Regions from separate parts of the Homo sapiens genome. Here regions 1 and 3 are each linked to region 2. A link is a loop called in an ENCODE intact Hi-C map of the cell type or tissue named here. Cell type or tissue: heart right ventricle. All regions are shown on one strand. Each heading gives the region's core, and the rest is flanking DNA. Links, peaks and the distances in the headings are about the cores only. Region 1 holds the start of ATP2A1 (ATPase sarcoplasmic/endoplasmic reticulum Ca2+ transporting 1). Region 2 has its middle 5.8 kb from the start of NFATC2IP. Region 3 overlaps LOC124903672 (a long non-coding RNA gene).

Region 1 (10,060 bases), core at 3,128-8,127, 65 kb before region 2:
GATCACAGGCCAGGTGTGGTGGCTCACGCCTGTAATCCCAGCACTTTGGGAGGCCGACGTGGGTGGATCACCTGAGGTCAGGAGTTTGAGACCAGGCTGACCAATGTGGAGAAACCCCGTCTCTACTAAAAATACAAAAAATTAGCCGGGTGTGGTGGTGCGCGCCTGTAATACCAGCTACTCAGGAGGCTAAGGTAGGAGAATTGCTTGAGCCCAGGAGGTGGAGGTTGCTGTGAGCCAAGATCGCACCATTGCACTCCAACCTGGGCAACAGAGCGAGACTCTGTCTAAAAAAAAAAAAAAAAAAAAAAAAATCACTGGCTTCTCTTAAAAATCAGAAGATCCAGTGATGTGGGTCCACTTCCACATCTGCCCCATCCCCACCAGCTCACTTTGCTCCCTGGGAGGGCCTGGCCCTGTGGGCATTTGAGTTTATAACACCACCCCCATTGTGGCACACCCCTCCACCCCGTAAAACACAGGCTCTGCTCTTGGAATCAGTCTTCCTGATCTGTGGCTGTGCCCTCCAACAGAGGGCACCCCTGGGCTTCCCAGCTCTGGGGGTAGTGGGTGCCAACAAGGAGGGGCCTGGGGCTGAAGAATCCCACCCGCTGAGCTCGGCCTTCTCCCTTCCCCACTGTCCAGCTCCGCCTTTCAGCATCCTGCCTCACTCCCCGCCCAGGCAGCAAGGAGCCCACACCCTCATGCCCCTCAGCTTCAGCCCCCACCTCCAGGAGGCCCTACCCACGCTCATGACCTTGCTATTCTGGGCCTTGTGTCCTGTAGGGAGATGGACAGGAGACAGCTGGGCTTCCAGGCCACCCAGGCGGGGGGCTAGCCGAGGGAAGCCTGCTGGCTCTCCTGCTTGCTCTAATTTCTGGGGCTCCCCAAACCTTGGCCTCAGGAGACTGGGGATAGGACCGGCCTTGAAAGTGGGGGAAGCTTTGGAGAGCCGGGTGCTGGGTTCTTAGTGAGATGGCCAGTGAAGGCTGTGGTGCCCCGAGGTAAGCAGGGCCTGATCCCCTCCTAATCTTCCAGCAGCAACTGGTGCTCTGAGGCTCCCCCTCCCCCAGCCCTGCCAGCCTTCAGGGACCTGCCTTCCAAAGATGGGCAGGGGAGGGGGACGAGGACACCCACCCACTCCTCAGACCAGCATGTCTTGGCTGTTGGGGCCTGAGAGACTTTCCCTCTAAGCCTTTCTTTACAGATGGTTAAACCGAAGTTCTGCACTCATCAGGGACTGGCCAGGGTGTCTCTGTGTCCCATGCTTTTAGCTCCAGCCCTCAGGTGTGACAGGAGGATCACTTTCCATCCCTGGGCGTGGAGACCCCTGTGGGAAGGGATCCCCGAGGGCGCCTCTGGCTCAGCCTCCCTCCATGGCAGTTCACACCCACAGCCTTCCCTAGAGCAGCCCTTCTGCAGCTCCTGGCGGGTGGCTTTCCCTCCCTGGCTTGTTTCCCCCTCTGGGAAGCCGGGGGAGGTAGAAATGAATAACCTTAAAGGCCTGTTGGCAGGAATGTGCTGCCAAGCCTGCCCCCTGCCCTCTGTCTCAGGCTCTCGACTCCCTCGAAGCTGCCCATCTCTCCGTCTGCCCCTCTCCATGTTTGGGCATTCCCACTGCTGTAAGACAGTAGCCCCTGTCACTCCTCCAGGTGCCGGTGGGGAGACGCCGGCCAGCGCCAAAAGCCTTGGCGGGTGTGAGCCTGAGTCCAGCGGAGACGGTGGGTGCTGGGCCGGGTGGAGGTGCCGGGGGCTGTGTCTCTTGGAAGAGAGGCTGCTAATGCTCTCCTGCACCCCCAATTCAGCCCACTGTCCCCCACTCCCCTCAGGTCACAGCAGGATTCTGCTTCAGGGGAGGGGTTTGTTGGAACTGTGAAAAGGAGGCAGGAAGGAGCACCTTGTCCTCAACTCACCCAGGAGGCCGCGCCTCACCCAAGTCCAGGCAGAAGGGATGCATCTGGGAGGCTGAACCCTCAAGTTCCATCCACCCCTGCTGCCATCCCCCTCCCCAAAAGTGGGGGCCTCCCTTTTCTTTGCTCTGCTGTCTCCTATTCTGTCCTCTGCTTCGGAGTTTGAGCCCCAGAATGGAAAGCAGCCTTAAGAAGCCACACTTAGGAAGTCCACATGCCTCTGCTCATTTCAGGAAACAGGCCTAGACAGAGGACGGACTTGAGCCCAGGGCACCAGGCCCCTTCCCCTCACTGACCTTTCACCCTGACTCTCATCCAGCCTTTCTGCCTGCCTGTCCTCCCCTTCCTGCACCCCTGGTACCCTCCCTCGGCTCCTCCAGCAGCTGCCCTGGTGGTAACCAAGAGACGCCCCCATCCTGGAGCAGGGGTGGGGAGGGGCAGCTCAGAGCAGCTGCTTCTCTGAGGAAGCTGACACCAAGGCCAGCATTCAGCAACAACTTGTGGCTTTGCACCCAGCGCCGGGGTCCCCGCCCACCTGGCTCCCTGCTGTCCCTCTTCCCCACTGCTGCTCGGACTTCCCTCTGACCCTGGTGGCTCTGTGTCTCTGCTCCCTTTCCCCCTAGGTCTAGACATCTGTCCTTATTTCCCCCAGACCTGTCCCCAGAAGTCCACCCTTCCCCATTCCTTTGGTCTGGAGCCCCTGCTTGGTCCAGCTTCCCCAGGCCCCGACACCTTTCTGTGGGGTCTGCCTAGCTCCTGCACGCACACAGCATGGGCCTGATCCTGTTCCCCTCGTGGACAGATGCAGCAGGGCAGAGTGCAGCGCAGACCACAGGCCTCTGGGGCTGGCCACAGAAACCCCGTTGGTTAGAGCACAGTGTGGGATGAGGTGACCCTCAGTGCACGACTTGGGGTGACCCCTGCCCCCATCCTGAGACAGTTACCCCTCCCCCTCTGCCATCAGCACATTCTGTAGCCTCTTGGGTTACTTGGCTGCCTTGGTGTCCCATTTTCTTGGGGGTGGGGTGGGGATTCCCTATCCAGGATGGGGGGGCCCTCAGGGCTCTGTTCCCAGAGGCTGAGTTAGAGCGATGGGGAAGGGGGGGGGCAGTTTTGGGGAGAGACAGGCAGTGCTGGCTTTGCTCACCAGGGCCTGGACACTAAATCCCTTGTTGATGGCTGTGGCAACCCCTCCCTAGGGTAGGGTTACCATCTTCGGCCCTGTCCCCTTGACTCTCTCCCCTCACTTCCCCTTGTCCCTCTAGGAGCCACTCACTTCCTCTAGCCCCCAAAAGATGTTCTCCCTTCATCAGTCCCCCAAAGGCTTGGGGTATCTCTGCCACTGCTTCAGCAAATGGGGTGAGGAGGAAGGAGACTGCGGCAATGGAAACAGGCTCCGGGCAGATGAGGCAGGAAGGGGGGTGTGAGGAAAGGGACAGGTGAGGCCGGGGATGGAAGAGGGCTCCGGGAAGAACTGGGGGGATGAGTTTGGAATGGGAAATTCAATGCAGCTGGGGAAGTCGAGGCAATGGGGGGGCAGGGTCAGTAGCAGATGACAGAAAGTGAAGTCTCTCCCTACCCCACTTCCCTGGGGCTGGGGCTACCTTTGCGTCCCTCATGAGTGACATCTCAGGCTGCAGCCCCACTGTTCCCCCTCTGTCAGCAGAAATATCTCTCTTTTCTGACCACCTCCTGCTGGAGTCTCAGCCAGCCAATCCCTGATCTGGTGGAGGGGGGAGCCCGGCCTCCCCCTGCTCCCTCATAAGGACCAGCTGGGGGCCGGGGGGTGGCCGGCTGCTCAAGTGGGACGGGGGTCAGAGCTTTGTGGAGGGAAGAAAAACCTGGAGGGGGCAGGAGAGTAAAAAGAAGAAACCCAGGCAGACAGGCAGTTGGACACACTGAGGAAGACCCCCCACGAGTGGGAACCCCCTGGAAGGAACACACCGGCCCCGGCCCCCAGGAAGGGAGCACAATGGAGGCCGCTCATGCTAAAACCACGGAGGAATGTTTGGCCTATTTTGGGGTGAGTGAGACCACGGGCCTCACCCCGGACCAAGTTAAGCGGAATCTGGAGAAATACGGCCTCAATGGTAAGTGTCCCTTGGAAGAGCGGCTGGTAATTAATGCCCTCCTGCACCCCCAAAACACACGCACACGCATGCACGCGTTTCTCCCTTCAGGGTTTCTTAAGGAAGAGCTGGGCCGTTGTCCAATGCTCGCAGGGGGAAGAAGATACTGAGAAAACAGAGTCCCGAGATCCAGAGTTTTGGGAGGTTTTAATGGGATGAACTTGATGAACCTCAAGGTGGCCTGATTCTCTTAGCCACAAAGTCTTGGGTGTGGGGGGCATGAGGCTGAACCCCAAATGAATCTGTCCTTTTCTTCTTTTTCCTGGGTAGAGCTCCCTGCTGAGGAAGGTAAGTTACTGGAATCCCTGAACTCTCATAAATGACCACCCCCCACCCCGCCCTGTCCCACTCCCTCCTCCCTGCCTCTTTAGATTCTTTGAGCAAATATCCCTTCCCAAAAGGCAAATCTCCCTCCCTAAAGGTTAGAGTCCTGTCCGGGGCAGAAGTCTCCCAGGCGCTTTCTCCTTGAAGCAGCCAACCCTTGAACTGCCCCCCACTTTGCCGAGTCTGTTTCTGGACTCCAGGCGAGCTTCTTAGCCCTTCTCTGGGCACCAAGCTGTCTGCCCACCACCCTAGAGCCTCCCCACTGCAGGCCGGAGTCCAGGGCGCTCCATCCCAGACCTTCACCCACTAGACCTTAACCCGGGGCCCTCCCCTTGCCTCCTCCCCCAGGGAAGACCCTGTGGGAGCTGGTGATAGAGCAGTTTGAAGACCTCCTGGTGCGGATTCTCCTCCTGGCCGCATGCATTTCCTTCGTAAGTGTGGGAGGGTCTCTGGGGGCTGGCTGGGGGTGTGAGGCTGGGATCGGGCGAATGCGGGGCTCGCAGTCACTGGATCCTCCCGTCCGAGTCCCGAGCATCCCATTGTACAGACGGGGCGGGCTGGCGCGCAGCAGCGGGTGTGATTCGCGTCCTCCTCTCTCCTCCCCTGCACCCCAGAGGCAGGTTTTATTTTAAGCTTTAAGGGTGTTCTCAGCCAAAACACCGAAGCTAAGCCACCCTCGCGGCTTCAAGAGCTTGGAGAGCTCGGGTTACCCACCCGAACTCCGGGCTCCGGGTCCCGCCGCGATGCCGGCTGCGGCGCGGGGGGCCACTGCCACTCCCGGCATGCGCCGGGCGGACGGCCGCTCCACCAATCCCCGCGCCCGTCGGCGCCCCTGCCCCGCCCTCCCCAGCCTCCTGACGCTGATTGGTCGAGGGGAGGACTCGCTCCTAGTGGCGGGAAAGCGCGGCGGTGTGATGATGACTCCAAGGAGCCCGGCGCCCGGTCAGGGAGGGCACTGGCATCCCTCATTACCCGCCCAGCCTGGCCTTAGCCCTTCCCCGCGCTCCCTAGGCACCCCCACCCCCGCAGGGCATCTCCAGGGCTCTGCCTCCTCTCCCGCCCTGGGGGCTACTCCCCATCCCGCGGTCCATCTGCATGTCGCGGGTTCTTCCGCAGCATGTGAGCCTCGCTGGGGACTCTGGAGGCAACGAAAGCCTCCCTGTGCCTTGGTCTCCGAACGCAGGCCCCGTCGCGTTAAGCACAAGCTGGCAGGGCCTCTCCTCTCCCTTCTCAGATTTGCTCCTTGACATTTGCCTGCTGCCTGGCGGTGGCAACAGCTGGGGCGGGGCGCGCGCAGGAGGCCCCGTAACCCTATCCCCGCTCCGGCTCCCTCGTGAAACCGGAGCTTCCCTGCCTTGGCCGAGGGGGAGGGCTGCGGGGGCCAGACCGCCTGCGAAGACCACAGGGTTTTTCCTCTCGGGTTTTGGCTCCCGTGGGATGGATGTGGCTGTGCGGGGGGTTGGCCTGAGCTTCGCTTCTAAGCCAGCAGCTTGGTCAGGGAAACCTGAAAGCATTCCCAGCTAATCCCCCAAGTGGTGCAAGTCTGTGCGCGCCCATCCCGCTGAGTAAGGCGGTGGCAGGACCTGCAGTGGATGGACAGACCCTCAGACGGATGTGGGGCCACAGCGCCCCGACGGTGCCCGGCCCTCCTGCTGGCTCCTGCACTCTCCTGCACAGTTCTCCCCTTTGCAGTGGTCCACTTCCTTTCTCCATCTGTTTTGGGGCCTCATTACCTGTCATTCTCCTTTCCCCTGCTCCCCAGGTGCTGGCCTGGTTTGAGGAAGGTGAAGAGACCATCACTGCCTTTGTTGAACCCTTTGTCATCCTCTTGATCCTCATTGCCAATGCCATCGTGGGGGTTTGGCAGGTTAGCGTTGACCCTTCCTTACCCCTTCATGTCCCAACAGTGAAGAAGAGGCCAACCCTCCCTCCAGTCTCCTCCTCCTCCATCACCTCCCCCATACTTGCCTCTTCCTCTGGTCCTATCCCCTGGTCTGGAATGGGATGGAGTGTGGGGAAGAGGTGGGAGACTGTGACCCACTGTCACTTCCTGGCTATGTGACCCTGAGCAAGTTCCTTCATCCCTCTGAGCCTCAGTTTCTTCATCCATAAAATGGGGCTAGCAATCCAGTGTGAAATCGACTAAGATGATGCATGTTCCTGGCACACAGTAGGAATTCAATAGACGCTAGCTTGATTTCCTTCTTCCACTGACCTGACCACCCCCTACATGTCCTGTCCTCTGCTTCCTGGTTTGTTTTGTTTTGTTTTGTTTTTAGGTCATTTCCAAAGTGAAAACCCAAATGCTACCTTGCTTTGGTTTTAAGAAATGTCAGGCTATAAGCCATTTTTTGGTGCTCACTGGTTTCTGAACACTGAGGATAGAAATAGCCACTTTCATACTTTGGGAGGCCGAGGCGGGTGGATCAGTTGAGGTCAGGAGTTCAAGAGTAGCCTGGCCAACATGGTAAAACCCCATCTCTACTAAAAATACAAAAAAATTAGCTGGGCATGGTGGCAGGTGCCTGTAATCCCAGCTACTCAGGAGGCTGAGGCAGGAGAATCACTTGAATGGGGAGGCGGAGGTTGCAGTGAGCCAAGATTGCACAATTGCACTCCAGCATGGGCAACAGAGTGAGACCCAGTCTCAAAAAAAAAAAAAAGAGAGAAATAGCACTTTCTCTTTGCCCCAGTGTTACAGGCGCAGCAGAGCCACCTGTGTCTGTGGTGCTGACAGGTCCAGGACAGCATCTGCAGGGCAGCCTCTGATTTTCTTTGATTTTTTATTTAGATTTTTCTTTTTGAGACAGGGTCTCGTTCTCTTGCCCAGGCTGGAGTGCAGTGGCGTAATCTCATCTCACTGCAATCTCTGCCTCCAGGTTCTGGTGATTCTCGTGCCTCAGCCTCCCAAGTAGCTGGGATTACAGGCGCGTGCTACTACGCCCGGCTTTTTTTTTTTTTTTTTTTTTTTTTTGTACTTTTCGTAGAGACGGACGGGGTTTCACCATGTTGTCCAGGCTGGTCTCGAACTCCTGACTTCAAGTGATCCGCCTGCCTCAGCCTCCCAGAGTGCTGGGATTACAGGCGTGAGTCACCATGCCCGGCCTGATTTTCTTTGATTCTTCTTTGTTCCCTCCCCAAAACCCTCTCACCTGTTTTCACCTGTAGGTGACAGTTTCCTCAACATACACACACCCCTGCCTGTGTGGGGTTTTGTTGCCTCCCCCGTGCCAGGAGCCACAACTCCATAACTCTGCCTCCTGTGTATAACCCTGCCTCCTCCACCCTGTCTCCTCAGGAGCGGAACGCAGAGAACGCCATCGAGGCCCTGAAGGAGTATGAGCCAGAGATGGGGAAGGTCTACCGGGCTGACCGCAAGTCAGTGCAAAGGATCAAGGCTCGGGACATCGTCCCTGGGGACATCGTGGAGGTGGCTGGTGAGTGACAGGGACGGCTGGTCCAGGATGGGAGGCCTTGGGGCTGAGGCCTAGGAGATGCCGGGGGCTGGTCAGGCTCGGATCCAGGTGTCCAGGAGGATGACGGAGTCTGCTTCTCTTTCCGACTCCTCAGAAGGTCATCCCAGGCCACTCCGGCCACATCCCCCCCTCCCCAGCGGAGTCTCAGCAGGAACAGCCAGTCCTGTCCCTGAGGCTGCAGGCAGACCCCCTGCTCCCCATCCTCTCACCCTGCACTTGCACTCGCAGGCAACAGGTGGAACCCGGTCCCTGCCAATGGCCCCGTCTCCACCCCCTCCCGGGCCTGGCTTCCCCCTCCTTCCACCCACCCCAAGCTTGGTCAGCTTTCAGTCTTGACCTCTCTGTGCCCTTGAGGCCTCTCAAAGGGGAAGGAGCGAGGGCAGAAGGGAGGAGGGAGGCCGAAGGCTCGAGCCCCCGACCATGTAAGGGAAACTCAGGCCTGGCACAGAGCACGCGACCGGGGAGGAGGGAGCTCAAGGAGGGCCCCGCCCGCGGCAAGGGACACTTAATGCCTGGCCAGGGAGGGGTGGGGGCCGGGTGGCTAAGATTACTGGGATTCTGCCCCCTTCAGCGGTTTTTATGTTTGCCCTGAGCAGGCCTTCCCGAAGCTCCAGGCCCCTGCCAGGGGGAATGGCTCTTCAGAGGCCTCCTTCCCTGTAGCAGACATCCGAATCACCACCCCAGGGAGCTTGGGCAGAGGGAGTGAGGGCAGGCTGAAGACCCCAGCGCCCCATCACAGGGCAGCCTTGCCGCCGTGACAGCATGGAGTCAGCGCCATGAATGTCTATAAATATCACGCGGGCTTGGGTGACAGGGTGTCCCGCCCGACTCTATCCCGACCTCCCTCCTCCCTCCTCGGTCCATTTCCTCTGGCACAGGAGGGATCCTTAGAAACAGAGGGAAAGGAAAGCGATTGGACCCTGTCCCCAGTACCATCCGTGGGACCAGTGCGGAATTAGGCAGCGGCCCTGGGAGATTCTTAGCCTCCTCCTAAGGTCTCTGAGTCTGGCTGGGCATCCACCTCTCCAGCCCCCCGACAAGGTGGTTTCCATGGCCTGCCAGCCCACCTGTGCGTCTCCCTGGCCTCACCTCCACCCATTCACTCTCCAGCCTGTGCTGCCCGCCCCACTCTTCCACACCTGTTTCCTGCCCAACCCCCGCTTCTCTCCTGTCCCATCCCATCCTGTCTTGTCCATGTCCCCAGCTCACTCTCCCTGGCTCCCCGCCTCCCTGCCTCCCTGAGATGCTCAGACCGGGCTGTCAGGTTCCCGATATGTGGTCCTCTCCATGACCACCCTGTGCCCCCCGCTGCCTTGAGTCCTGCCCACTCATACCTTCCGCTCACTCCTCTCCTGCCTTGCCCTCCACTGTTCCTCTTGGTTGCCCTCGATTTTCTCAATTTCCATATTTTCCCGTTTCTCCTTGCCTTCCCTGGCTGTCCACTTCATTCTCTCACCCCGACACCCCTTCTCTCTAATGCACCCTGTTTTCCCTGAGTTCTTTCCTTGCCTTTCCTCCTTGCCTTTCTCACTCCTGTCTCCCAATCTCAATTATAGCTTCTTGTCCTACAGCTGGACTGTCCCTAATTTCCCCTCCAGTCATTCAGTGGGCATTTATTGAGCATGTACTATGTGCTGAGCAGTACACCTGCCCATCCCTTCTCAGGGCTCACAGCCAGTGGGAAGAGATGTGGGAGTTCAAGACCAGCCTGAGCAACAGAGCGAGACTCCATCTCGCCGTGGACACGGGGGCAGAAGGGATGGGTGTCACGATGAGGGGTTGCCAGCTTCAGGAGCTCAAGCCAAGGGCCTGATGCAAGCCCTGGGAGCCTCCCTGAGACCTGAAGGATGGATGAGGAGAACGAGTCAGACACAGATTGGGTTTTTCTTTGGAAGGAAGAAAATTCCATTCCCAAGTGACCTCCCTCTTCCCTACTCTCTCCACAGTGGGGGACAAAGTCCCTGCAGACATCCGAATCCTCGCCATCAAATCCACCACGCTGCGGGTTGACCAGTCCATCCTGACAGGTCTGCTGGCCTGGGTGGGAAGATGCATGGGGGTGGGACGTGGGGAGGAAGAGGCAACAAGGGGGAGGTGAGTGGAAAGACAGAGAACCCTCACTGTCTGAGCAACATAAAGAGACCCTGTCTCTACAAAAAAATTTTAAAAACTAGCTGAGCATGTTGTTGAGTGCCTGTAGTCCTGACTACTCAGGATGCTG
Region 2 (10,060 bases), core at 2,698-7,697:
GCAATCATGGCTCACTGCAGCCTCGACCTCCCAGGCTCAAGAATTTCTCCCACCTCAACCTCCCAAGTAGCTGGGATTACAGGTGCCCGCCACCATGCCCAGCTAATTTTTTGCATTTTTAGTAGAGACGGGGTTTCACTATGTTGGCCAGGCTGGTCTCGAACGCCTGACCTCATGATCCACCCGCCTCGGCCTCCCAAAGTGCTGGGATTACAGGTGTGAGCCACCGCACCCGGCCACAGCTCATTTTTTATTTTTTGTAGAGATGAGGTCTTGAATGCCTCATGCTGCCCAGGCTGGTCTTGAATGCCTGGGCTCCAGTGATCCTACCAACCTTGGCCTCCCAAAGTGCTGAGATTACAGGCGCCCACTATCACACCCGGATAATTTTGTATTTTTAGTAGAGACAGGGTTTCCCCATGCTGGCCAGGCTGGTCTCAAACTCCTGACCTCAGGTGATCCACCTGCCTCAGCCTCCCAAAGTTCTGGGATTACAGGCGTGAGCCACAGTGCCCGACCTTACTATGTTCTAAGCACTAATATCAATGAGCAAATTTTATCGTTACAATAACTTCACAAAGATAGTAAGCACTTATTATGTGGCAGGATTGTATTCAAATATTTTATGTATATTTTATGGACATGTTATGTATGTTTGTGTATATTCATTCATTTTATCTTTACGACCCTATGAGGTAGGTATACTATTAATATTATTTTCACCATTTCTTTTCTTTCTTTCTTTTTTTTTTTTTTTTTTTTTTTTTTGAGACAGGGTCTCACTCTGTCACCCAAGCTGGAGTGGGTGGTGCCATCTTGGCTCACTGCAACCTCTGCCTCCTGGGTTCAAGCTATTCTCCTGCCTCAGCCTCCCAAGTAGCTGGGATTACAGGCCTGTGCCACCACACCTGGCTAATTTTTGTATTTTTAGTAGAGATGGAGTTTCTCCATGTTGGCCAGGCTGGTCTCTATCTCCTGGCCCCCAGTTAACAGCTCCCTGCCTCGACCTCCCACCCTGTTTTTGTTGTAGAAATTTCTTCTTTATCTCTGAGCATGTAAAACTTACTTCATCTTTTTTTTTTTTTTTTTTTTTTTTTTTTTGAGACGGAGTCTCGCTCTGTCACCCAGGATGGAGTGCAGTGGCACTGTCTCGGCTCACTGCAACCTCTCTCTTCCCTGTTCAAGCGATTCTCCTGCCTCTGCCTCCTGAGTAGCTGGGATTATAGGCATGTGTCACCACACTCGACTAATTTCTGTATATTTAGTAGAGACGGGGTTTCACTATGTTGGCCAGGCCGATGTCGAACTCCTGACCTCAGGTGATCCACCCACTTCAGCCTCCCAAAGTGCTGGGATTGCAGGCGTGAGCCACTGCGCCTGGCCTTTTTTTTTTTTTTTTTTTTTTTGACAGAGTCTTGTTCTGTCACCCAGGCTGGAGTGCAGTGGCTTGATCATAGCTCACTGCAACTCCTGGCCTCAAGCAATCTGCCTGCCTTGCCCTCCCAAGGGTGCTGGGATTACAGGCACCCAGCCCCTAAAACTTCTTTCATCTGTATTAACATTACTACGATGTGCCAGGCATCGTACCGTTCTCCAGGTGGCGACTCATTTTATCTTTACCACTGTCCTATGAGGAAAGTACACTAAAAATTATTATTATTTTACAGCTAAGGAGATTGGGGCACAGATAAATTAAATACTTCAATTGCTAACTGACTTTAGGCAACTTAACCTGACCCTCCACTGCCTCAGCTATAAAATCCCATTAAGGCGGAGGCATGCTGTAGTTACTATTACTTTTACATGGCATGTAAAAGAAGTCAAAGAAACCTTCCATGGAGGCAGGGCACAGTGGCTTATGTCTGTAATCCCAGCCCTTTTGGAGGCCAAGGCAGGTGGGATCAACTGAGGTCAGGAGTTCGAGACCAGCCTGGCCAACATGGCGAAACCCGTTTCTACTAAAAATACAAAAATTAGCCGGGCATGGTGGCAGGCGCCTGTAATTACAGCTACTCGGGAGGCTGAGGCAGGAGAATTGCTTAAATCCGGGAGGCGGAGGTTGCAGTGAGCCGAGATGGCACCACTGCACTCCAGCCTGGGCAGCAGAGCGAGACTCTGTCTCAAAACAACAACAAAAACCTTCCATGGTGACCCCATGAGCCATGAGAATGGAAGTCCCCATGGAAGATTTCTTTGATTTCACGGAAGGTGTCTTTGACTTCTTTATGTTTCTCCTGCCTGTGACAGCCTCATGGGTTCCTGGGGCCCCACTGACAACCTCTGGGGCCGGCTTGCTTTGGCTCCTGCCACAGTCTTACAGGCTGCACAAGATTCTGACCATTTTATTTATGAGTTCCTCAGAACAGGTTTCTGCACCAGAGGTTTGGGCTAACTCCAAGCCTATACTTTGGTTAGCTTTGGGGTTCTGAGTGCCTGGATGGCTTTTTCCATTCATTCTCAGGCGGCTCGCTTCTACATTGTGAGCCAGGGCCTGGGGATGGATTTTTTTTTTTTTTTTTGAGATGACGTCTTGCTCTGTTGCCCAGGCTGGAGTGCAGAGGTGCGATCTCAGCTCACTGCAATCTCCGCCTCCTGGGTTCAAGCGATTCTCCTGCCTCAGCCTCCTGAGTAGCTTGGACTGTAGGCACGTGCCACTATACCGGCTAATTTTTGTATTTTTAGTAGAGACGGGGTTTCTCCATGTTGGTCAGGCTGGTCTCGAACTCTTGGCCTTAAGTGATCCACCCACCTCAGCCTCCCAAAGCCCAAAGTGCTGGGATTAAAGCCCAGGCTGGAGTGTAATGGTGTGATCTTGGCTCACTGCAACTTCTGCCTCTTGGCTTTAAGCGATTCTCCTGCCTCAGCCTCCTGAGTAGCTTGGATTACAGGTGCCTGCCACCATGCCCGGCTAATTTTTTATATTTTTAGTAGAGACGGTGGCGGGTCGGGGGGAGTTTCTCTATGTTGGCCAGGCTGGTCTTGAACTCCTGACCTCCTGATCCACCCGCCTCGGCCTCCCAAAGTGCTGGGATTACAGGCGTGAGCCACCTTGCCCGGCCCCCATGTGGGTGTTAAAATGCCAATCGTAGGGGATTCCTGCATTCCCACAGGCTGCTTGACTTCACTGTCCCCACTGCCCCCACCACTGTGGCTTTGATTTTCCTCCTTATTCTGGAACCAAGAAGATTCTGTCTTCCCTTTGAGCTTAGCTACCTATTAAAAAAAAAAAAAGCAGCACTCCTCATTATATTTTGCTTAGTGTATGCATGCATTTGGAATACAAACCTCTAGTACTTCTTTATGCTTGCATCTTGAACACAAGTCTCTGAGACTCCAAAAAAAATCCAGATCATCTGGTGCAGCATTTGTCTGCTCCCCACCAGCTGTTCACATTGCCATAATCCCCTACCTTAAGCTTCAGCTAAAATAAGCTCTCACATGGCTGTAATCCTTGCTGTTCCCTATTACCTTTTTTCCCAGCCTGCCTCATTCATCTTGGTTTCCTGCCTGTCTGAAGCACCTGAGCCTGTGACTCCTGGTGAAAATATCCTGCTGGCCAGGCTTGGTGGCTCACACCTGTGATCCCAGCACTTTGGGAGGCCGAAGCGGGTGGATCATGAGGTCAGGAGTTCGAGATCAGCCTGGCCAACATGGTGAAACCCTGTCTCTACTAAAAATACAAAAATTAGCCAGGCATGGTGGCTTGTGCCTGTAGTCTCAGCTACTGGGGAGGCTGAGGCATGACAATTGCTCAAACCCAGGAGGCGGAGGTTGCAGTGAGCCGAGATCGCGCCATTGCACTCTAGCTTCGGTGACAGAGCAAGATTCTGTCTCAAAAAATAGAAAACAAAAAGAACACATCCTGTCTTGCTGGGATCGGATCCATGTCCAAGTCATCTCTGTGCCCCTGCTCCCCAGCTGGGGGATGAGAAGGGTCAAGGAATGAGTGGGGAAGGAGGAGGAAGAGTGAATGAAGGGCTGTGGGAAGTGCTGTGATGGGTACTTTACGCATTTGGGGTGCAGAGGAAGGAGACACCCTTGTGGGCTCTGCCACTTTGGGGAGTCTCCCAGGAAGTTGAGGTTGGGACAGAGGTGTGCTGCCTCCCACCAAGTGCCCTGGAATCAGACTAGCTGTTTTTTGTTTGTTTGTTTGTTTGTTTTGATGGAGTCTGGTTCTGTCACCCAGGTTGGAGTGCAGTGGTGCAATCTTGGCTCACTGCAACCTCCACTTCCCAGGTTCAAGCAATTCTCCTGCCTCAGCCTCTTGAGTAGCTGGGACTACAGGCACACACCACCAAGCCCAGCTGCCCAGCTAGATTTTTTTTGTTTGTTTGTATTTTTAGTAGAGACAGGGTTTCATCATGTTGGCCAGGCTGGTCTTGAACACCTGACCTCAGATGATCCGCCTGCCTCAGCCTCCTAAAGTGGTGGGTTTACAGGCATAAGCCACTGTGCCTGGCCCAGACTAGCTGGGTTTATGTGAATCCTGGCTCCACCCCTTTCCAGCTACATGGCTTAAGCTCTCTGAACTGCAATTTCCTGGTCTGTAAAATAGACCATGAAATAGTAATTCAGAAAATGAGGACATTATCAATGAGTCTTAAATGACACGTAAAGCATACAACAGTGGCTTAGCAAGGACTCAAGCATGAGCTCTTATTATTTGACATCTTATTTATTTATTTATTTATTTATTTATTTATTTTGAGACAGGGTCTCACTAGGCTAGGCTAGGCCAGGTTAGAGGGTAATGGCACAATCATAGCCCACCGTAACTTTGAACTCCTGGATTTGAGTAGTTCTCTCACCTCAGCCTCCCTAGTAGCTGGGACTATAGGCGTGCACCACCACACCCGGCTGGCTAACTTCTGTATTTTTTGGTAGAGAAGGGGTTTTGCCATGTTGCCCAGGCTAGACTTGAGCTCCTGGCCTCAAGTGATCCTCCCACCTCGGCCTCCCAAAGGGCTAGGATTACAGTCGTGAGCCACTGCGCCTGGCCAAAAAATAATTTTTTTTTTTTTTAAGAGATGAGGTCTTGGCTGGGCACGGTGGCTCACACTTGTAATCTCAGCACTTTTGGAGGCTGAGGCGGGTGGATCACTAGGTCAAGAGATTGAGACCATCCTGGCCAACATGGTGAAACCCCGCCTCTACTAGAAATACAAAAATTAGCCGGGCCTGGTGGCACACGCCTGTAGTCCCAGCTACTTGAGAGGCTGAGCAGGAGAATCGCTTGAACCCAGGAGGCGGATGTTGCAGTGAGCCGAGATCACGCCACTGCACTCCAGCCTGGCAACAGAGCGAGACTCCGTCTCAAACAAAAACAAAAACAAAAAACAGAGATGAGGTCTCGCTATGTGTGCCCAGGCTAGCCTTGAGCTCCTGGACTCAAGCAATCTTCCCATCTCAAGCATTCCTAGTAGCTGGGACTTACAGGTGCACTTTCAGCTCTTGAGCAAGGTTTGGGGAAAGGAGACTTGAAAATTTTAGACTCTCAGGGCCACCTCCTGCTTGCGGTTTGCAGTGGTTTCCCGGGAGCGCCCAAGACTGGCCTGCCGCCTGGCTACAGAGAGAGGCTGAAGGCCTCCTGGGGCTGGGAAGTCGGTGGAGTCCAGGAGCCTCCGTTTCCTGGAAAACAGCTCCACCTGCTGGCTGTTGTGCGCCTGCAGTCCTGACCTTGGCGGAGTCTGCACGGGGAAGGGAAATGCATGCTGGTCCAGCGGGGGGCGCCTGCAGGGGACATCGGTGCCGCGGTTGGGATGGAGGCGTATGGGATGAGACTAGGGCAGAGGTGGACATGCCGTTCTGCGTGGATGTATGAGGCGCGAGTTTTGTGAGCACCGTGGGTGTGAGCAGCATGTGGTATTGGGTGTGTGCGGTGTGGGTATCCTGAGCGACGTGTGGCGTGGGACGTAAGTGTGAGGCGGCAGGTGGTTATACGGTTGGAGGCAAAGTGGGAAGAGTGAAGTGTTGAAGGGGCGTGTTTGTGTTGTGTTGGGATATATGTTGTGCAGGAGTTGCCAACGCTGTGGATGTGTGGAGGGCGTGTAGTCTCTGAGGTGCACAATATTGTTGGTAGGAGGTGTTGGCGAGTGTGTTTGGGAAATATAATTAAGAAACAAAATATCTAAACCCAACAAACTTCTCCACAAAGGTAGTAGAGACAGAAAACAGTTTTATTATTATTTTTGGTTAAAAAGTTGTAAAATGGGCCTGGCGTGATGGCTCACGCCTGTAATCCCAGCACTTTGGGTGGCTGAGGCGGGCGGCTCACCTGAGGTTGGGAGTTCGAGACCAGCCTGACCAACATGGTGAAACTCCATCTCTACTAAAAGTACAAAAAATTAGCCAGGCGTGGTGGCGCATGTCTGTAATCCCAGCTACTCAGGAGGCTGAGGCAGGAGAATCGCTTGAACCCGGGAGGTGGAGGTTGCAGTGATCCAAGATTGTGCCACTGCACTCCAGCCTGGGCAACAAGAGTGGAACTCCATCTCAAAAAAAAAAAAGTTTTAAAATGTATTATTATTTTTCGTAGAGTTGGGGGTTTTACTATATTGCCTAGGCGGGTCTTAACGCTCAGCCTGAAGTGATCCTCCCACCTTGGCCTCCCAAAGTGCTGGGATTACAGACGTGAACCACTGTGCCTGGCCTTAAATTGTATGTATTTATTTATTTTTAGAGAGAGGGTCTTGCTCTGTTGCCCAGGCTCGAGTGAAGTGGTGAGATCATAGCTCACTGCAGCCTTGAACTCCTGGGCTCAATCAGCCTCCCAAGTAGCTAGGACTACAGGTGTGCATCACGACACCCACTAATTATTATTACTTTTTGTAGAGACAGGGTCTTGCTATATTGCCCAGGCTGGCCTTGAACCCTAGACCTCAAGTGATCCTCCCACCTCAGGCTCCCAGTGCTGGGATTACAGGCATAAGCCAACATGCCCGGGCTGGTTTTATTATTGAATAAGCATAATTTTTCTTTCTTTTTTGACATGGAGTTTCACTCTTGTTGCCCATGCTGGAGTGCAATGGCACAATCTCAGCTCACTGGAACCTCTGCCTCCCGGGTTCAAGTGATCCTCCTGCCTCAGGCTCCGGAGTAGTTGGGATTACAGGTGCCCACCACAATGCCTGGCTAATTTTTTGTATTTTTAGTAGAAAAATACACCACCATATTGGCCAGGCTGGTCTCGAACTCCTGACCTCAGGTGATCCAACCACCTCAGCCTCCCAAAGTACTGGGATTAGAGGCGTGAGCCACTGCACCCGGCTTGAATAAGCATTAAGTTAGAATGTGATGCACATCACTGGCAATCTGGTAAAAGATTGCAAAGGCAAAAAGAAATATCCTTCATTACAGCCAAGCAGGTGTAAACCATTATCCTGTTTTCAAGATAAAATTTCAAATTCCATATTGTTACAGGAGCTGCAGGTTCATATGCCCACTGTGCAGTCACAGCTCTGTGACTCTGAGACGGTGGGGATGCAGCAGAGAGAGTTTAATGATTGCAGGGTGCCGAGCGAGGTGATGGGAGGAGACCCTCAAATCTCTCTCCAGGGAGTTCTGGGCTGGGCTTTTAAGGGGTTTGTGGGGAGTGATGGGCTGGAATATTGGGGTCATTGATTGGTTGGGAAGGGGGATGAAATTGTCAGGGTGTAGAAGCTGCATTTTGCGGGGAGTCAGCTCCTTGTGGGGTCCTTCAGGTCAGCTGAATCAGTAGTTCCATCAAGACCTGAAGGAATATCTCAAAGGGAACACCTAATGTAATGTCCAAGCCGTGATTCAAGAGCAGTTAAGGGGAACTATAATCTTCTGACAGGGGCTGTGTGACTGTGGGGCAACAGGCACCAGATGGCTTTGGGGAAGCAGGTCAGGGAGCAGCTGCCCTGAGATCAATGCTGAGTGCACCGCAAGTTTGGTTTCTTTTCATTTCTCCCTCTCCCTTCTTCTCAAGTTTATAGGGGTGGTTGCAATACCATGTTTTCAAGATAAACAATGACTAGTCCTCACGTAAGAGGACGTGACAACACCTTTAGTCAAACATAGTTCAGCCTTTTTTTTTTTTTTTTTTTTTTGAGACGGAGTCTCGCTCTGTCGCCCAGGCTGGAGTGCAGTGGTGCAATCTCGGCTCACTGCAACCTGCGCCTCCTGGGTTCATGCCATGCTCCTGCCTCAGCCTCCCGAGTAGCTGGGACTACAGGCGCCCGCCACCACGCCCAGCTAATTTTTTGTATTTTTTAGTAGAGACAGGGTTTCACTGTGTTAGCCAGGATGGTCTCAATCTCTGGACCTTGTCATCCGCCCGCCTTGGCCTCCCAAAGTGCTGGGATTACAGGTATGGGCCATCGCGCCTGGCTTTTTTTTTTTTCTTTTGCAACAGAGTCTGGCTCTGTCTCCCAGGCTGGAGGGCAATGGCTCGATCTCGGGTCACTGCAACCTCCACCTCCTGGGTTCAACTGATCCTCCTGCCTCAGCCTCCCAAGTAGCTAGGAATACAGGCGCACACCACCATGCCCAGCTAATTTTGTTTTGTATTTTAGTAGAGATGGGGTTTCACCATGTTGGCCAGGCTGGTCTCGAACTCCTGACCTCAAGTGATCCACCCGCCTCGGCCTCCCAAAGTGCTGGGATTACAGGCGTGAGCCACCACGCCTGGCCCCAGTCTAACTTTATGATGGTAAGTGGGGTGACCACCTGTGTTATTGAATTGGCTTGTATGGTAGGGGTGAGTAGACACAAACTTTTCATATCTTTAGGACAGGAGGTAGCCTGCATCTTGGAGCAAGACTGAAGCCAAGCTTTTCCCTCCTAGGGGAAATGGGAGACAAGAGAGCTAACTGCCTTGACGACGGCATTTCGTCAGGGCTCCCAGGTCCTTGAATTCCTGAATTTGGAGACTGGCAAGTGGCTTATGTAGCCATCATGAAGATTTACATATGCCAGGCTGGGTGCTGTGGCTCACACCTGTAATCCCCGCACTTTGGGAGGCCGAGCCAGGTGGATCACTTGAGGTCAGGAGTTCAAGACCGGCCTGGGCAACATGGTGAAACCCCGTCTCTACTAAAAATACAAAAATTAGCTGGGCAAGGTGGCAGGCAACAGTAATCCCAGCTACTCGGGAAGCTGAGGCAAGAGAATCCTTTGAACCCTGAAGGTGGAGGTTGCAATGAGCTGAGATCGCACCATTGCACTCCAGCCTGGGCAACAGAGCAAAACTCCGAATCAAGAAAAAGAAAAAAATAAAATAAATAGTCGGGCGCAGTGGCTCACGCCTGTAATCCCAGCACTTTGGGAGGCCAAGGCGGGGGCGGAGGGGGGTGGATCACCTGAGGTCAGGAGTTCAAGACCAGCCTGACCAACATGGTGAGACCCCATCTCCACTAAAAATACAAAATTAGCTGGGCATGGTAGTGCACGCCTGTAATCAATCCCAGCTACTTGGAGACTGAGGCACGAGAATTGCTTGAATCTGGGAGGCAGAGGTTGCAGTGAACCGAGATCGAGCCATTGCACTCCAGCCTGGGCAATAAGAGCGAAACTCCATCTCAAAATAAATAAATAAATAAAATTAAATAAATGAATAAAATAAAATTTAAAAATAAATAAATACATAAGATTTTTTTTTGAGATGGAGTCTCACTCTGTTGCCCAGGCTGGAGTGCAGTGGTACAATCTTGGCTCAGTGCAACCTCTGCCTCCTGGGTTCCAGCGATTCTCCTGCCTCAGCCTCCCGAGTAGCTGAGATTATAGGCGCCTGCCACTACGCCTGTCTAATTTTTGTATTTTAGTAGAGACAGGGTTTTACCATGTTGGTCAGGCTGGTCTCGAACTCCTGACCTCAGGTGATCTGCCCACCTCGGCCTCCCAAAGTGCTGGATTATAGGCGTGAGCCACCACGCCCAGCCTTATTATTTCTATCTTTCTTTCTTTTTTTGAGAGAGAGTCTCGCTCTGTCGGCCAGGCTGGAGTGCAGCGGCAGGATCTGGCTCACTGTAACCTCTGCCTCCCGGGCTCAAGCAATTCTCCTGCCTCAGCCTCCTGAGTAGCTGGGATTACAGGCGCA
Region 3 (10,060 bases), core at 3,106-8,105, 130 kb before region 2:
CGGCCAACACTGCTGTCTTAATGAGAGACCATTATGTAGTGCTTTTTCTCTCATAGCCAGAATACAAGTCAGAATCAAGGAGAGATATTAGATCTCGTTCTTCTCGCTGTTTTTTTTTCTTTTCTTTTCTTTTTTGAGACAAAGTCTTGCTCTGTCGCCCAGGCTGGAGTGCAGTGGCGCGATCTCGGCTCGCTGCAAGCTCCGCCTCCCAGGTTCACGCCATTCTCCTGCCTCAGCCTCCAGAGTAGCTGGGACTACAGGCGCCCGCCACCACGCCCGGCTAATTTTTTTTGTGTTTTTAGTAGAGACGGGGTTTCACCGTGTTAGCAGGATGGTGTCCATCTCCTGACCTCATGATCCGCCCGCCTTGGCCTCCCAAAGTGCTGGGATTATAGGCGTGAGCCACTGTGCCTGGCCGTTTGTTTTTTTTTTTTTTTTTTTGAGACAAACTCTCACTCTGTCGCCCAGGCTGGAGTGTCATAGCTCACTGCAATCTCCGCCTTCCGGATTCAAGCGATTCTTGTGCCTCAGCCTCCCAAGTAGCTGACCGCCACGCCTAGCTAATTTTTTTTTTTTTTTTTTTTTTTGATGTTGTCTCGCTCTGTCGCCAGGATGGAATGCAGTGGCGCCATCTTGGCTCACTGCAGTCTGCCTCCCGGGTTCAAGCGATTCTCGTGCCTCAGCCTCCCGAGTAGCTGGGTTTACAGGCACGTACCACCACACCCAGCTAATTTTTTTTTTTGTACTTTTATGGGGTTTCACCAGGTTGGCCAGGATGGTCTTGATCTCCTGACCTCGTGATCCACCCATCTCGGCCTCCCAAAGTGCTGGGATTACAGGCGTGAGCCACTGTGCCCAGCTGACGCCTGGCTAATTTTTTTTTTTTTTGAGATGGAGTTTCACTCTTGTCCCCGGGGCTGGAGTGCAATGGCGCTATCTTGGCTCACTGCAACCTCTGCCTCCCGGGTTCAAGTGATTCTCCTGCCTCAGCCTCCTGAGTAGCTGGGATTACAGGCATGCGCCACCACGCCAGGCTAATTTTTGTATTTTTAGTACAGAGAGGATTTCACCATGTTGGTTAGGCTGGTCTTGAACCCCTGACCTCGTGATCCAACCTCCTTGGCCTCCCAAAGTGTTGGGATTACAGGCATGAGCCACCGCGTCTGGCCACCAAGCTAATTTTTGCATTTTTAGTAGAGATGGGGTTTCGCCATGTTGGTCAGGCTGGTCTCAAACTCCTGGCCTCTAGTAATCTGACTGTCTCAGCCTCCCATAGTGCTGGGATTACAGGTGTGAGCCACCACACCTGATCAAAAAATTGTTTGTTAAAGACAAAGTCTTATTCTGTCACCCAGCCTGGAGTACAGTGGTGCAATTATGGCTCACTGCAGCCTTGAACTTCTGGGCTTGAGCAATCCTCCTGCCTCAGCCTCCCAAGTAGCTAGGACTACAGGTGCGTGCCACCACACCTGGCTAATTTTTGTATTTCTTTTTGTTTGGTGGGGGCGTGGACAGGTTCTGGCCATGTTGCCCAGGCTGTTGTCAAACTCCTGCCCTCAAACCATCCTCCCACCTCGCCCAGTCTCACTATTCTACCAAATAACCCACTTGCAGATTTTTTGTTTCCTGTCTTGGTAAGTTTGAGCTCTGCTGACTTGGAAGACTTAGTCCTCAAGGGAGGAATTCTTCCATCAGGGACACAACAATGATACCATTGAATTGGAAAATGAGACTGCCACCTGGTCATGTTGGACTTTTTAGGCCACTGAACCAACCGCAGAAAATGGGGTTACTCTACTGGCTGGAGTTATTGATCCTTATGACCAGGAGGAAACTGGGTTGCTGCCACACCATGGGGGTAAGGATGGTGTGTCTGAATCCCGGGTTTCTCTGGAGTGCCTCTTACTATTTCTATGCCCAATAATACATGTTACTGAAAAACTGTGGTAACTAAAAGAAGGCAGGACAATGCGGACCCTTTAGGAATGAAGCTTTGCCTCATCCTACCAGGTAAAAAGCCCAATTATCGGAGCCCAAGGATTTTTGGATACTTACAGAAGGGAACATAGTTACCAATTATGGGCTCATGACCAATTACAGAACTGAGGATCTTGGAAGCTTGTCATATTTCCTTTTTGCTTTTTTTTTTTTTTTTTTTTGAGATGGACTCTCACTCTGTCGCCCAGGCTGGAGTTCAGTGGCTCAATCTCAGCTCACTACAACCTCTGCCTCCCGGGTTCAAGCAATTCTCCTGCCTCAGCCTCCCGAGTAGCTGGGATTACAGGCATGTGCCACCATGCTTGGCTAATTTCTGTATTTTTTAGTAGAGATGGAGTTTCACCATGTTGGCCAGGCTGGTCTCAAACTCCTGACCTCAAGTGATCCGCCCGTCTTGGCCTCCCAAAGTCCTGAGATTACAGGCGTGAGCCACCGCACCTGGCCCCTTTTTGCATAATATATTCATGTCTTTATTTGTACATGCTAGCCATCTTTTTTTTTTTATTTGGTCCATAGGCATTTTATTTGTAAATATGTGTTACATCTCTAGAAAAAGAGTCCCAGGATTTTCCTTCCTGTGTGTTTTCGTCTTGCTTCTTCATGGTCCATGATGCCAGCTGAGGTGGTCAGTACAATGAAACCAAACTGGCGGGATGGAAGCAGATCATTCTGCTATTTTTCTAGATCTTTGCACATCAAATCTGGGGCTGATCCCACGTTTAGCCTGCCTGTGAGGTTTACAGTAATTTTCCCAGCTGTGTGATCATCAGTGATTTCAAATTCGCCAATGTAACCATGCTTCATCATCACAGTTAGAAACTGGACGATGACTTTGGAGAATGGCCTAATAGGTACCTGGCATTTTGCCTCTCTTTTTGGCATTGTTGATGTTCTATTTTTTTTTTTTTTCTTTTTGAGACGGAGTCTCCCTCTTTCACCAGGCTGGAGCGCAATGGTGCGATCTCGGCTCACTGCAACCTTTGCCTCCCGGGTTCAAGCGATTCTCCTGCCCCTGCCTCCCGCGTAGCTAGGATTACAGGCGTGCGCCACCACGCCCAGCTAAGTTTTGTATTTTTAGTAGAGACAGGATTTCACCATGTTGGCCAGGATGTTCTTGATCTCTTGACCTCATGATCTGCCTGCCTCAGCCTCCCAAAGTGCTGGGATTACAAGCATGAGCCATAGCACCCAGCCTGTCAATGTTCTTGAGAGCATCAGCCGGGACAGTCATATGCGCCATTTTGGTGGCAGGGGAAGATGGAGGAAAGAGCTTTCTTTTTTTTCTCTCCTCGTTCTTATTTTTTATACAAGTTATTGGAGGTTAGCTCTACAATTCGGCCTTTAGGTAGCAGAACATTCAAGACTATGACTTAATTTGAGGAGTAATTAAAATAGCCAGCAACTGGTGCAATGATCATTATGACAGTGAGTCTCATTTTGGAGAAACAGTGAGAACTTTCCTTGTATGAAAGATAACTATCTCTTTTTTTAGTTTTTTATTTTTATTTTTTGTGGGAACGTAGTAAGTGTATATATTTACAAGGTACATGAGATATTTTGATACAGGCACACAATGCATAATAATCACATCAGGGTAAATGTGGTATCCAGCACCTCCTACGTTTATCCTTTGTGTTACAAAGAATCAAATTAAACTATTTTAGTTTAGGGTTTTTTGTTTGTTTGTTTGTTTGTTTTTTGAGACAGAGTTTCACTTTTGTCACCCAGTCTGGGGTGCAATGGCGCGATCTCGGTTCACTGCAATTTCTGCCTCTGGGTTCAAGCGATTCTCCTGCGTCAGGCTCCCAAGTAGCTGGGATTAAAGGCATGCACCACCACACCCAACTAATTTTGTATTTTTAGTAGAGATTTCTCCATGTTGGTTAGGCTGGTCTCAAACTCCCAACCTCAGGTGATGTGCCCACCTCAGCCTCCCAAAGTGCTGGGGTTACAGGCGTGAGCCACCATGATCAGCCTTTTTTTTTTTTTTTTGAGATGGAGTCTCACTCTGTCGCCCAGGCTGGAGTGCAGTGGTGAGATCCTGGCTCACGGCAACCTCTGCCTTCCAGGTTTTTTTGTTTGTTTGTTTGTTTGTTTGTTTTGAGACAGTCTTTCTCTGTTGCCCGGGCTGGAGGGCAATGGTGCAATCTCGGCTCACTGCAACCTCCACCTTGCGTGTTCAAGCGATTCTCCTGCCTCAGCCTCCTGAGTAGATGGGATTACAGTCGTGCACCACCATGCCTGGCTAATTTTTGTATTTTAAGTAGAGACGGGGGTTTCACCATGTTGGTCAGGCTGGTCTCGAACTCCTGACCTCATGATCCACCTGCCTTGGCCTCCCAAAGTGCTGGGATTACAGGCGTGAGCCACCACACCCAGCCTCTGCCTTCCAGGTTTAAGCAATTCTCCTGTCTCAGCCTCCCGAGTAGCTGGGATTACAGGCACCCACCACCACACCTGGCTGAGTTTTGTATTTTTAGTAGAGACGGGGTTTCACCATGTGGGCCAGGCTGGTCTCGAACTCCTGACCTCAAGTGATCCACCTGCCTTGGCCTCCCAAAGTGCTGGGATGACAGGCGTGAGCCACCACGCCTGGCCCTCTTTTAGTTATTTTTAAATGTACAATAAATTATTGTTGACTGTAGTCACCCTGTTGTGCTATCAAGTAATTTTTTTAATCCTTTTCTTTTTTTTTTTGACAGGGTCTCTCTGTGTTACTCAGGCTGGAGTGCAGTGGCGTGATTTCTGCTCACTGCAGCCTTGACCTCCCAGCAGGCTCAAGCAATCCTCCTGCCTCATCCTCCCGAGTAGCTGGGACTACAGGCATGTGCCACCACGCCCAGCTAAGATCTTTTTTAAAATGCTTAATCCAGAAGTCATTACAAACAAATACTAGATCTTATTTATTCTATCTAACTATATCTCTGTACCCATTAACCATTCTGCCTTCCCTGCCTCCATTACCCTTCCCAATCTCTGGTAAACATCCTTCTACTCTCTGTCTCCAGGAGTTCAACTGTTTTTCATTTTTGGCTCCCACAAATAAGTGAAAACTTTTGAAGCTTGTCTCTGTGCCCACCTTATTTCACTTAGCATCATGACCTCGAGTTCCATTCATGTTGTCACATATGACAGGATCTCATTCTTTTTTATGGCTGAATAGTACTCCATTATATATATGTACCACATTTTCTTTATCCATTCATCTGTTTGTTGGGGTTTTTTTCTGTTTTTGTTTTGAGATGGAGTCTCCACCTGTCGCACAGGCTGGAGTGCAGTGGCATGATCTCGGCTCACTGCAACCTCTGTCCACCTCCCAGGGTCAAGCGATTCTCCTGCCTCAGCCTCCCGAGTAGCTGGGATTACAGGCGCCTGCCACCAGGCCCGGCTAATTTTTGTATTTTTAGTAGAGATGGAGTTTCACCATGTTGGCCAGGCTGGTCTCGAACTCCTTACCTCAAGTGATCTGCCTGCCTCAGCCTCCCAAAGTGCTGGGATTACAGGCATGAGCCACTGCGCCTGGACAATTTTTACTTTTTTTTTTGAGACGGAGTCTTGCTCTGTCACCCAGACTGAAGTGCAGTGGCGCCGTCTTGGCTCACTGCAAGCTCCGCTTCCCGGGTTCACGCCATTCTCCTGCCTCAGCCTCCCGAATAGCTGGGACTACAGGCGCCCACCACCATTCCTGGCTAATTTTTTTGTATTTTTAGTAGCGATGGGTTTTCACCATGTTAGCCAGGATGGTCTCGATATCCTGACCTCGTGATCTGCCTGCCTCGGCCTCCCAAAGGGCTGGGATTACAGGCGTGAGCCACTGTGCCCAGCCAATTTTTACTATTTTTATATTTCCAAAAGCTTTGAACTAATTTTACTACTTATGTGCAAATTCTTTTTTTTTTTTGAGACAGAGTTTCACTCTTGTTGCCCAGGCTGGAGTGCAATGGCACGATCTCGGCTCATCGCAACCTCTGTGTCCCAGGTTCAAGCGATTCTCCTGCCTCAGCCTCCCGAGTAGCTGGGATTACAGGCATGCGCCACCATGCCCAGCTAATTTTGTATTTTTAGTAGAGATGGGGTTTATCCATGTTGCTCAGGCTGGTCTTGAACTCCTGACCTCGGGTGATCTGCCCACCTCGGCCTACCAAAGTGCTGGGATTACAGGTGTGAGCCACCATGCCTGGGCTTCAAATTCTTTATTTTGAAACAATTTCAAATGTACAGAGATGTTAAAAGGCTAGCGTTTCCAGGAAAGTCTAGAACGTCAGGATAACATTTACCCAGATTCACCAGTTGTTAATATTTTGCCACATTTGCATTTTCTCTTTCTGTGTGTATATTATACATATATATGTGTGTGTATGTGTATATATATATATATATATATGCTTTTTTTGGAAACCTTGTTTGTGTGTGAGACTCATTCTGTTGCCAGGCTGGAGTGCAGTGGCAAGATCTCGGCTCACTGCAATCTCCACCTCCCGGGTTCAAGCGATTCCCCTGCCTCAGCCTCCCGAGTAGCTGGAACTACAGGCGCGCACCACTACGCCTGGCTAATTTTTTGTATTTTAGTAGAGACAGGGTTTCACCATGTTGGCCAGGCTGGTCTCGAGCTCCTGACCTCAAATGATCCACCCACCTCAGCCTCCCAAAGTGCTGAGATTACAGGCATGAGCCACCACACCTGGCCTTTTGGAAACATTTGAGAGTAGGTTGCATCTATCACACTCTGTTGCCCCATCATACTTCTTTATATATTTACTAAGAATATACCCTGGGCTGGGCTTGGTGGCTCACGCCTGTAATCCCAGCACTTTGGGAGGCCAAGGTGGGCAGATCACTTGAGGTCAGGAGTTCAAGACCAGCCTGGCTAATGTGGTGAAACCCCGTATCTACTAAAAATACAAAAATTAGGCCGGGCGCAGTGGCTCACGCCTGTAATCCCAGCACTTTGGGAGGCCAAGGAGGGTGGATCACCTGAGGTCAGGAGTTCAAGACCAGCCTGACTAACATGGAGAAACCCCCTCTCTACTAAAAATACAAAATTAGCCAGGCGTGGTGGCACACGCCTGTAATCCCAGCTACTCGGGAGGCTGAGGCAGGAGAATCACTTGAACCCAGGAGGCGGAGGTTGCAGTGAGCTGGGATCTCACCACTGCACTGCAGCCTGGGTGACAAGAGGGAGGGAGACTCTGTCTCAAAAAACAAAAAACAAAACAAAACAAAAAAACACCCTGGCCGGACATGGTGGCTCACATCTGTGATCCCAACACTTTGGGAGGCAGAGGCAGGTGGATAGCTTGAGGCCAGCAGTTCAAGACCAGCATGGGCAACACAGCAAAACCCCATCTTTACCAAAAGAAAAAAAAACCAAGAAACAAAAAATTAGCTGGGCGTGGTGGTGCACACCTATAGTTCCAGCCACAACTACTTGGGAGACTGAGGTGGGAGGATCTCTTGAGCCTGGGAGGTGGAGGCTGCATTGAGCCAAGACCCCACTGCTGCACTCCAGCCTGGGTGACAAGAGCGAGACCCTGTCTCAACAACCACAAAAAAGAATACATCCTTCCATATCTCCAGTAGAGTCATAACACATTCAGGAAATTTATCATGGATGCAATACTTTGTAGTCTATATTCCAAATTTATCAATTTTCCCCATACTGTCTGTTTTGTTTTTATTTTGAGATAGGGTCTCGCTCTGTCGCTCAGGCTGGAGTGCAGTGGCGAGATCACGGCTCACTGCAGCCAGGACCTCCTGAGCTCAAGCAATCCTCATTTTCCCCCATCCCCCCATCACAGGTAATCAATTTGATGAGTTTCTGGTTTATACTTTGTTTTTCTTGGCAAAAACCTGCAGATACATTTATGTCTTCATATTTCCCCTTCTTCCTTATACAAAAGGTAGCACAGTATACAAAAGGTAGCACAGTCTTTTGAAGTTTGCTTTCTTTTTCTTTTCTTTTTTTTTTTTTTTTTTTTTTTATGAGATGGAGTCTGGCTCTGTCATCCAGGCTGGAGTGCAGTGGCATGATCTTGGCTCACTGCAACCTCCACCTCCCGGGTTCAAGCGATTCTTCTGCCTCAGGCTCCCGAGTAGCTGGGACTACAGGCGTGAGCCACCACACCCAGCTAATTTTTGTATTATTAGTAGAGACGGGGTTTCACCATATTGGCCAGGCTGGTCTCGAACTCCTGACCTCACGATCCAACCACCTCGGCCTCCCAAAGTGCTGGGATTACAGGCGTGAGCCACTGAGCCTGGCCATAGTGATATAATTTTTAAATTGCACACGATAAGACAACATTCCCATTGTTGGGGCAGGAGTGCTGCCCCAACCCCACCACCAGGAATGTTAGGCAACCATCAGGTGATGGTCAGGTGGTTGTTAAACTTGTCTCTAAAATAGTAATTGGTTGCAGCCAGCACCAGGGAAAGGCAGTCTCCAAATAGATGGAAAACACTTGAAACTGATGATCAGCAGCTTCTCGATAAGATCTCAGAAGTTGGGTAAATGGGCTCAAGCTTATGCACCAAGAGGCAAAATGGCGGAGTTTAATGGTACATGCCCTTCCTCCAGGAATGCTAGATCTGTAAGGGAAGAACGTCTTAAGTGAGCATGTGCACTTCAGTATACTGAACACACTGTGCTTGTGGCCCCTCCAAGTGCTGGCAGGCCACCGTGCATGTGGACAGCCCATGCCAAGGTAGGAATCAGGGGAGAAGAGATGCAAACCGTAAATCCCTGGAAGCATGCCAGCATATGAAACCCCAAGTCAAAGGTCAAACCAGGGACTTGAATCTGTCAAGTCATTCACGCCTGGCCCTCTTCCAAGTGTACTTTACTTCCTTTCATTCCTGCTCTAAAACTTTTTAATAAACGTTCACTCCTGCTCTAAAACTTGCCTCTGTCTCTCCCTCTGCCTTATGCCCCTTGGTGGAATTCTTTCTTCTGAGGAGGCAAGAATTGAGGTTGCTGTAGACCCCATGCAAATTAGCTGCCACTAGCAAGGGCAAGGCAAGCTATGGAGAAAGAAGTTTCATGGGGCTAAAACTCAGAATTTGAGTGTGGAGCAGGATGGGGTAGATGGAAGGGGGTTAGAGTGCTCAGTGCTCACAATCTGTCAATGAGGGTAGAGAGGTGGCATGGCATCAGGTGGTCCAGGTAATGCCAGGAAAAAGCTGGACTGTGTTTGTTAGGGAACCCAGGAGACATGATGACCTTTAAAACACCATTTGGGCTGGGCGTGGTGGCTCATGCCTGTAATCCCAGCACTTTCGGAGGTCGAGGCGGGTGGATCACCTGAGGTCGGGAGTTCAAGATCAGCCTGACCAACATGGAGAAACCCCGTCTCCACTAAAAATACAAAATTAGCCGGGTGTGGTGGTGCATGACTGTAATCCCAGGTACTCAAGAGGCTGAGGCAGGAGAAACGCTTGAACCCGGGAGGCGGAGGTTGTGGTGAGCCGAGATCGCGCCATTGCACTCCAGCCTGGGCAATAAGAACAAAACTCCATCTCAAAAACAAACAAAAAAACATCATTTGGATCCACTCACCTTACAGATATTTCATTGAGTGCCTGCAGTGTGCTAGAGTACTGCAGAGCAAGAAATAAGTCAAGATCCTAACCCTTAGGGAGCTGACATTAGCAGGAAGACAGAATTAAAGGAGCTGTTAGAATACAGTGGGATAAATTGCTCGGCGAGCACACAGGAGGGGAAACTAGCACATCTGAAGGCAGGAGCGAGGCAGGGCGAAGGACTATTACCCAAAAAGTAAGGCAGTGTTGTAGCTAGGTGTGCATGTGTTTGGTGCAGGGGCTGGGAAGAGTTCCAATGCTAACATTTAGAGCGAAGAGATTGAGACATTGAGAGTTTCGCTGGGATTAAGACCACATGGACTTAACAGCTCCACTCCATTCTCCACGTTGCAAAGAGTAAACCTTTAAAAATGCAAATCTGACCTCTTTTCACTTGTTTTTTTGTTTGTTTTGGGGGGAAGGAGTCTTGCTCTGTCACCCAGGCTGGAGTGCAGTGGTGCGATCTGGGCTCACGGCAACCTCC

What was found. Peaks named below come from ENCODE experiments on the same cell type or tissue, not always from the same donor. Only the 100,000 strongest peaks of a DNase experiment are listed, where the experiment ranks them.
Region 1: a loop joins it to region 2, with 3 times the contacts of the local background. A loop is called at or near these places in 51 of 110 quality-filtered maps.
Region 3: a loop joins it to region 2, with 4 times the contacts of the local background. A loop is called at or near these places in 51 of 110 quality-filtered maps.

Annotation. Positions count from the first base shown.
Region 1 is chr16:28,874,790-28,884,849 of GRCh38, forward strand. It overlaps ATP2A1 (ATPase sarcoplasmic/endoplasmic reticulum Ca2+ transporting 1), which reads left to right and starts at 3,699. Exons shown (of 23, transcript NM_004320.6): 1 at 3,699-4,000; 2 at 4,310-4,327; 3 at 4,712-4,794; 4 at 6,126-6,230; 5 at 7,662-7,800; 6 at 9,786-9,866. The coding sequence starts at 3,883. It overlaps ATP2A1-AS1 (ATP2A1 antisense RNA 1), which reads right to left and starts at 5,132. Exons shown (of 2, transcript NR_046290.1): 1 at 4,753-5,132; 2 at 4,168-4,315. RefSeq lists enhancers at 1-165, 2,670-2,739, 2,750-2,839, 4,085-4,858, 8,382-9,191 and silencers at 4,929-4,978, 4,999-5,348. In heart right ventricle, for the core only: no CTCF peak of the experiment used is centred there; a DNase peak (open chromatin) is centred at 5,212; H3K4me3 peaks cover 1,749 bases; H3K27me3 peaks cover 475 bases.
Region 2 is chr16:28,940,084-28,950,143 of GRCh38, forward strand. No RefSeq gene overlaps it. Among named protein-coding and RNA genes, the nearest start is that of NFATC2IP, 5.8 kb to the right of the region's middle. In heart right ventricle, for the core only: CTCF peaks have their summits at 5,655 (motif pointing left) and 5,866; a DNase peak (open chromatin) is centred at 5,648; H3K4me3 peaks cover 845 bases; H3K27ac peaks cover 584 bases.
Region 3 is chr16:28,811,436-28,821,495 of GRCh38, forward strand. It overlaps LOC124903672 (a long non-coding RNA gene), which reads right to left. Exons shown (of 2, transcript XR_007065042.1): 2 at 7,656-8,586. It also overlaps the pseudogene RPS15AP33. Among named protein-coding and RNA genes, the nearest start is that of ATXN2L, 6.5 kb to the right of the region's middle. In heart right ventricle, for the core only: no CTCF peak of the experiment used is centred there; no DNase peak of the experiment used is centred there.